2 separate regions of the Homo sapiens genome follow, and region 1 is linked to region 2. Evidence: read pairs that join two places in POLR2A ChIA-PET (ENCODE). Cell type or tissue: A673. All regions are shown on one strand. Each heading gives the region's core, and the rest is flanking DNA. Links, peaks and the distances in the headings are about the cores only. Region 1 overlaps TMPRSS9 (transmembrane serine protease 9). Region 2 overlaps LMNB2 (lamin B2).

What was found. ChIA-PET counts read pairs that join two places held together with the same protein. Peaks named below come from ENCODE experiments on the same cell type or tissue, not always from the same donor. Only the 100,000 strongest peaks of a DNase experiment are listed, where the experiment ranks them.
Region 1: POLR2A ChIA-PET joins it to region 2 with 18 read pairs; 5 of 35 experiments call an interaction of 5 or more read pairs at or near these places.

Annotation. Positions count from the first base shown.
Region 1 is chr19:2,373,296-2,376,199 of GRCh38, forward strand. The region is part of intron 1 of TMPRSS9 (transmembrane serine protease 9); the gene reads left to right. Among named protein-coding and RNA genes, the nearest start is that of TMPRSS9, 14 kb to the left of the region's middle. In A673, for the core only: no CTCF peak of the experiment used is centred there; no DNase peak of the experiment used is centred there; H3K27ac peaks cover 438 bases.
Region 2 is chr19:2,429,305-2,432,208 of GRCh38, forward strand. It overlaps LMNB2 (lamin B2), which reads right to left. Exons shown (of 12, transcript NM_032737.4): 10 at 2,479-2,598; 11 at 2,244-2,354; 12 at 1-1,648. The coding sequence ends at 1,607. Among named protein-coding and RNA genes, the nearest start is that of TIMM13, 3.2 kb to the left of the region's middle. In A673, for the core only: no CTCF peak of the experiment used is centred there; no DNase peak of the experiment used is centred there; H3K27ac peaks cover 710 bases.

The sequences.
Region 1 (2,904 bases), core at 269-2,768, 56 kb before region 2:
TCTGGGCTCACTTCAACCTCTGCCTCCCGGGTTCAAGTGATTCTCATGCCTCAGCCTCCCAAGTAGCTGGGATTACAGGCACGCCACCACACTTGGCTAATTTTTTGTATTTTTAGTAGAGATAGGGTTTTGTGATGTTGGCCAGGCTGGTCTCAAACGCCTGGCCTCAAGGGATCCTCCCACTTTGGCCTCCCAAAGTGCTGGGATTACAGGCGTGTACCACCATGCCCAGCTAATTTTTGCATTTTTAGTAGAGACGGGGTTTCGCCGTGTTGGCCAGGGTGGTCTCGAACTCCTGACCTCAGGTGATCCACCCACCTCGGCCTCCCAAAGTGCTGGGATTACAGGCATGCACCACCATGCCCAGCTAATATTCGTATTTTTAGTAGAGACGGGGTTTCGCCATGTTGGCCAGGCTGGTCTCGAACTCCTGGCCTCAAGCGATCCACCCGCCTCAGCCTCTTAAGGCGCTGGGATTACAGGCATGAGCCACAGTGCCCGGCCAACTTTTGCTTTCTTTGCCGTACACGTGGCCTAGGGAGGTTGCAGCTTGGAGGTTTTCAGCCAACTTTTTGCGAAACTAATACACACCATGCTGATTTATTCTTTAGGAAACTTGTCAGCTTTTCACTGAAGCAACAAATGCTTTTGTCTGTACCAACTATTTGCAAAGTGCTTTACAGGGAGATCTGAGCAAGGCAGAGAGGTAAAGAAGGCTCGTGTCTATCCTTGAGGAGTTGAGAGGAGTCTAGAAGTTTCTGTACATTGGGCAAATCTGGGCAGTGCTTTATAACATTTTCCCGAGCTACAGAGCTCTGACCCCTCCGCGGCTTCACTGCTTTTCAAGCTATTACATCAGCACCAAAGATTCCTTTTTCTTGTATTCACGGTGACAAGGAGAGGCTCAAAGTCCTGCCTGTCCATTAATTTCATGCTGATTTCTCTCAACAATCTTTTTTTTTTTTTTTTTTTTTTTTTTTTTTTTTTTTTAAAGAGGTAGGGCGCGGTGGCTCACGCCTGTAATCCCCGCACTTTGGGAGGCCGAGGCCGGTGGATCACCTGAGGTCAGGAGTTCGAGACCACCCTGACCAATATGGTGAAACCCCGTCTCTACTAAAAAATACAAAAATTAGCTGGGTGTGGTGGTGGGCGCCTGTAGTCCCAGCTACTTGGGAGACTGAGGCTAGAGGATTGCTTGAACCTGGGAGGCGGAGGTTGCAGTGAGCCGAGATCGCGCCACTGCACTCCAGCCTGGAGACAGAGCGAGACTCCGTCTCAAAAAAAGAAAAAAAAGAAAACAAAAACACCCCTCAAAAACAGGGTCTTTGTTTGAGACCCTGTTGGAGGCCTCTGCGTTGCTCTGGTTGTCTCTGGGGAGCCCCTAACCAGGCTTGGAAGAGGTTCTTGGAGGAAGGTTTCTCCTCTGACCACCGGCTGGCTCTGGCCCCTTACCCACGAGCCTCTGTGGCCTTGGTGAGGTGGGCGCCGAGTGCATACGGTGGATAAGCCTGATGTTGTGTTGATTGTATTGTGTTCTTCTCCAGACAGCAGCAAAGGAGGGGAAGAGCGTTTCCTTTAGGGACCATCCCTGTAGAAGTTCCTGCTCTCCGCTTCGGTTTGTTCACAAACTACATATCCTGGCACCAGGGGGCACAGAACTTGGCTCCACGACGAAACAGGTCCCGTGGAGGAGCTGGTGCTGGGCGGGGCTGCGCCTGACTCACTCTGGTGTCTGCTGAGGTCCTTCCCTGGTGGAGACTCCTGCCTCCAACTCTATCCCCTTTTGGTCTCTTCCTCCACGGCACTGACCTCATCCTTTCCTTCTGTTGGCCACCAAGATGGAGGCCAATGGCCCCACGTCTACACGTGGCAGTTTAGGAGCCCCACTGGGAAGAAGGCGTCTCCGTCCCTGCTTCTGTGAGTTGAACCATAAGAAACTGATCTTGTTCTATAGACTTTGGTCTTAAAAAGTGACAGTTTTATAAAGTTGAAACTCAAGGATCCAAAAGAACTTGGTGTCCTGCTTGGGTCATATGCAACCTCTTGGGTCCATCACTGATGGGGATGGAGGGGTGGGCCCTGTGATTGCTAGGTCAGGGTCTAGTGTGGACCAATCACTGATGGGGATGGAGGGGTAGGCACTGTGATTGCCAGGTCAGGGTCCAGTGCGGACCAATCACTGATGGGGGATGGAGGGGTGGGAACTGTGATTGGCAGGCCAGGGTCCAGTGTGGACCAATCACTGATGGGGATGGAGGGGTGGGAACTGTGATTGGCAGGCCAGGGTCCAGTGTGGACCAATCACTGGCTGGAGATGGAAGGGTGGAAGCTGTGATTGGCAGGCTTGTGTTCAGTATGGACCAATCATCACTGATGGGGAGAGGGAGTAAACACTGTGATTGGCAGACCTGGTGGCTAGCACCATGATCGACCACCCCACCAGGACAGCAGGGATGAGGTGGACCTTCATTGAAGAAAGGGATGCTGGGCAGACAAAAAACACATACCCTAGAAAATTACAACTGAAGGGACAAAGCAGATCAACGACCTGGGGAAACTGAGGCCTGGAGAATTTCATTGCCTTGCTGGGACTCCTGGAAGTCTCAGGATGAGTGAGGATCTGGATATTATGAGTTGGGCAGCTCCCATTTGCAGGGTGTTCCTCCTGTAAAGATGCCAGATGCCCAGTAAACCATTCGGCTCTCTCCGAAGTCAGCATCGAGTAGCATTGTCCCCAGGGAGCGTGTGTTGGCTTCCTGGTGCTGCTGGAACAAGATGGGCCTCCCTGGGCCAAAGTCAAGGTGTGGGCAGGGCTGGTCCCTCCTGGGGGCTCCAGGCGAGAATGTGTTCCCGCCTTTCCCAGCGTCTAGAGGCACCCACATCCCTTGCTCGGGGCCCCTTCCT
Region 2 (2,904 bases), core at 229-2,728:
CAAAGCTCCCTACCAGCCGCCTGACTGGGAGCACAGCGGCGTAGCCTCCAGGAGGAAATGCTTTGGTAAGATGCGCCCCCCTCTATCTACATGGGACCGGGACTTCTGAGAGCAAGGACAGCGAGCAGGGGCTACGTGGAGCAGCGGGTGTTTCTGCTTTGTCGGCCGCTGGCTCCTTCCCGGCCTGGGGCTGGGGCCCCCCATTCCTTCCTGCCACAGGCAGGTCCCCAGGGAGGCGGGATGCAGTCACAGGGGAGCGGTGCCGCCCCCGCCCTGCAGTGAACGCCATGGCCCGGAGACGGCGCGTGCCCATGGCTCAGTTTTGGTGTCTTTAAGACTTGAGCTGCACTTTCTGAAGGAGGCTCTGCCGTCGGAGGGTGCCCCAGCCCCACGCCACCCCGGGGAGGAGGGTCAGCCTGTCCTCAAGGCCCTGGCGTGAGCTCCTGACCTGTGTACTGACCAATGTAAAAAAATAAATATCCATTAAAAAAATAACTTCTGTGTATCTATGAGGGAGGGTGTAAACGGTGAGCTATTGCCGAAGGGGGGTGCCAGGCATTGGGAAGCTGGACTGAGGGGCTTGGGTGCGTCGTGATAGGAGTCAGGTGGCCTTGGCCTGTCTGAGAAACATGGTTTCAGCGAGAAAATCACAGATAAAAGCACAGTATGGATAGACGCATGTGTATATATAGGCACAGGGCAGACGGAGCTGGAACACGGGAGGGGCTCCACAGCGCTCTCCTCCAGAGGGTCAACATGGTGGCGTTCCCTGCAGACAGCTGTTCTGAAACTCACAGCTTCTGCCTCCAAGGCAACCAGATGTGTCCCCTCCACATCTCCCCTCCCTGCTTATTGTTGTGACAGGTCTTACGACGGGACTGTCCTCATTCTTCCTTCCCCAGGTCTTCCCCTCCCCTGCCCTGTTGGCCTTGCACAGTCAGGAACTGAACTGCGGGAAAACTCCCCCAAATAAAGTCAACGGTCCGAGAAACCCGGCCGGTGCGCTGCCAGAACGGGAATCTGGAAGCCCAGGCAGCGGAGTGAAAACCCGCCCTGGGGGCCACGCCATCCCCATGCTGGCCCACACCCGCTGCGTGGCTGCCTGAGGAGTTCCCGCTGTCCGAAGCTGGGCAGCCAGAATGCAGGCTTGGCCCCGGGCCCCACCAGGTCGACGCCTGGATTCTGAATTTGGTTTTGTAGAAAGCCTTAAAAAAACCCACCACCACTGAATTCCTACGCAGTTTCCGCGCTCCGTCCGCAGCAGGGCCGTCTCCTGTCCCCTCGCTAGCCTCGCCGGCCCTCCTCCCTCCAAGCCCAAGCATCTTCTAAACCTCCGGGTCCTGGCCCTGGGCTTCCAATTTGACCAAATGGTGAGATGAGGAGTGGGGTGGGATTGAAAAGTCTCCGGGGCAGCGGCGAAGTGGCAGCGAAGTGAGGCTGGAGGAGACCCGCCAGGAGGGAGGGCTGGGGGAGACCCACCCACACGTTCTGGCAGTTCGCTTAGAAATTCTCTAGAAATGTATCAAGAACTAAAGAAAGCCAATGATATAAAAATAGTTTTCAGTGGCTCTGGGTAAAGAAAGGTGTGTGGATGAGGAGTGTGGGTTCACATCACGTAGCAGCCTCTTGAGGTGGTCCTCGGGTCCCCCTGCAGGAAGGAAGGAAGGAAGGTCGGCCATGATCAGGGCCAGCCTGGAGGCAGCCGGCAGGTAGATGGCTGCCCCCACCTCCCCACCAGGGAGGGGCTGAGCAACAACAGTGTCTATTTCTAGAGCCTTCCATTCCACTTCCATGTCCCCATGAGCCCGCCTGTGAGCTACACATTCTGTTCTGGGTTCCAAAACAGTCACAGGAACTTGCGACGCACGCGTTTAATGCAGCTGTGGTTTCTGCACTCATCTTCTCCCCAGAAGCCAGTATTGAAGGGACCTGTGTCTTCGACTGAGGAAGCCGGTTGACCAGAGAGCATTTGGGGAGCTGTTCAACACCCACCTCTCAGGGGACCCCCTGGCCAGCTACCCTGAGGTCTGTGATGTCGCAAATTCACACGATGGGCACGACCCAGGAGGCAAGAACAGGTCTCTGCCGTGCTGGTAACAGCCAAGGCTGGCTTCACCCTGAGCCACGGCAGCCAGATGGAGCTCCCGTCGGGGATGCGGCCAGCACGCATGTGTATGTGTGTGCACGAGCTCACTCTGCCCCAGAGGCTGCCCCCCAGCCGCAAGTGGGCACAGGGGTCCTACCTGTTGGTGGAAAAGATCCTCCTCGCCAAACTCGGCTTCCTCCTCCTCTTCCTCCCCATTCTCATTCTCACGCATCACCGAGGACTTCTTCACAGTCCTCATGGCCACTTCCTGTGCGGGACAGGACACGGCGGCATGTCCCGGGATCGGGCCCAGAGCTGCTGTGGCGGCCCCGAGGGTGCCCAGACCCTGCCCAGGACTCCAGCCGAGCACCCCCCAAGCCACACACACCCACCTCGCCATCCGCGTTAACCAGGACGGTGCGGAAGCTCTCGCCCGTGCCCCAGCTGCTCTGGCCCTTCCACACCAGCGTCGAGGGGGGGCTGTGGGCCACCCCCGCACCAGCTGCCCACACCTGAGGACCCAATAACAATGGCCCCATCAGGGTCACCTCTGGTTCCAGGGACGTGGGCCAGCCAGTGGCCCCTACCACAAAGCCCCCTTCAATGCCCTGGGCGTTCAGTCCTTCCAGCCCGACGCAGGCTTATCCAGGGTGATGGTCCCCAGGATACACAAGAAGAGACCAGGGTTCACAGAGGCCAAGGGCTCTTGGCAAGCAGGGGCTGAACTGGGATCTGACACCCACCAGGCTCCATGGCCCATGCGCCTGACTGTTAACACTTCACGGGGACGCCTGCCAGCCCCAGCAGCCTGGACTCAG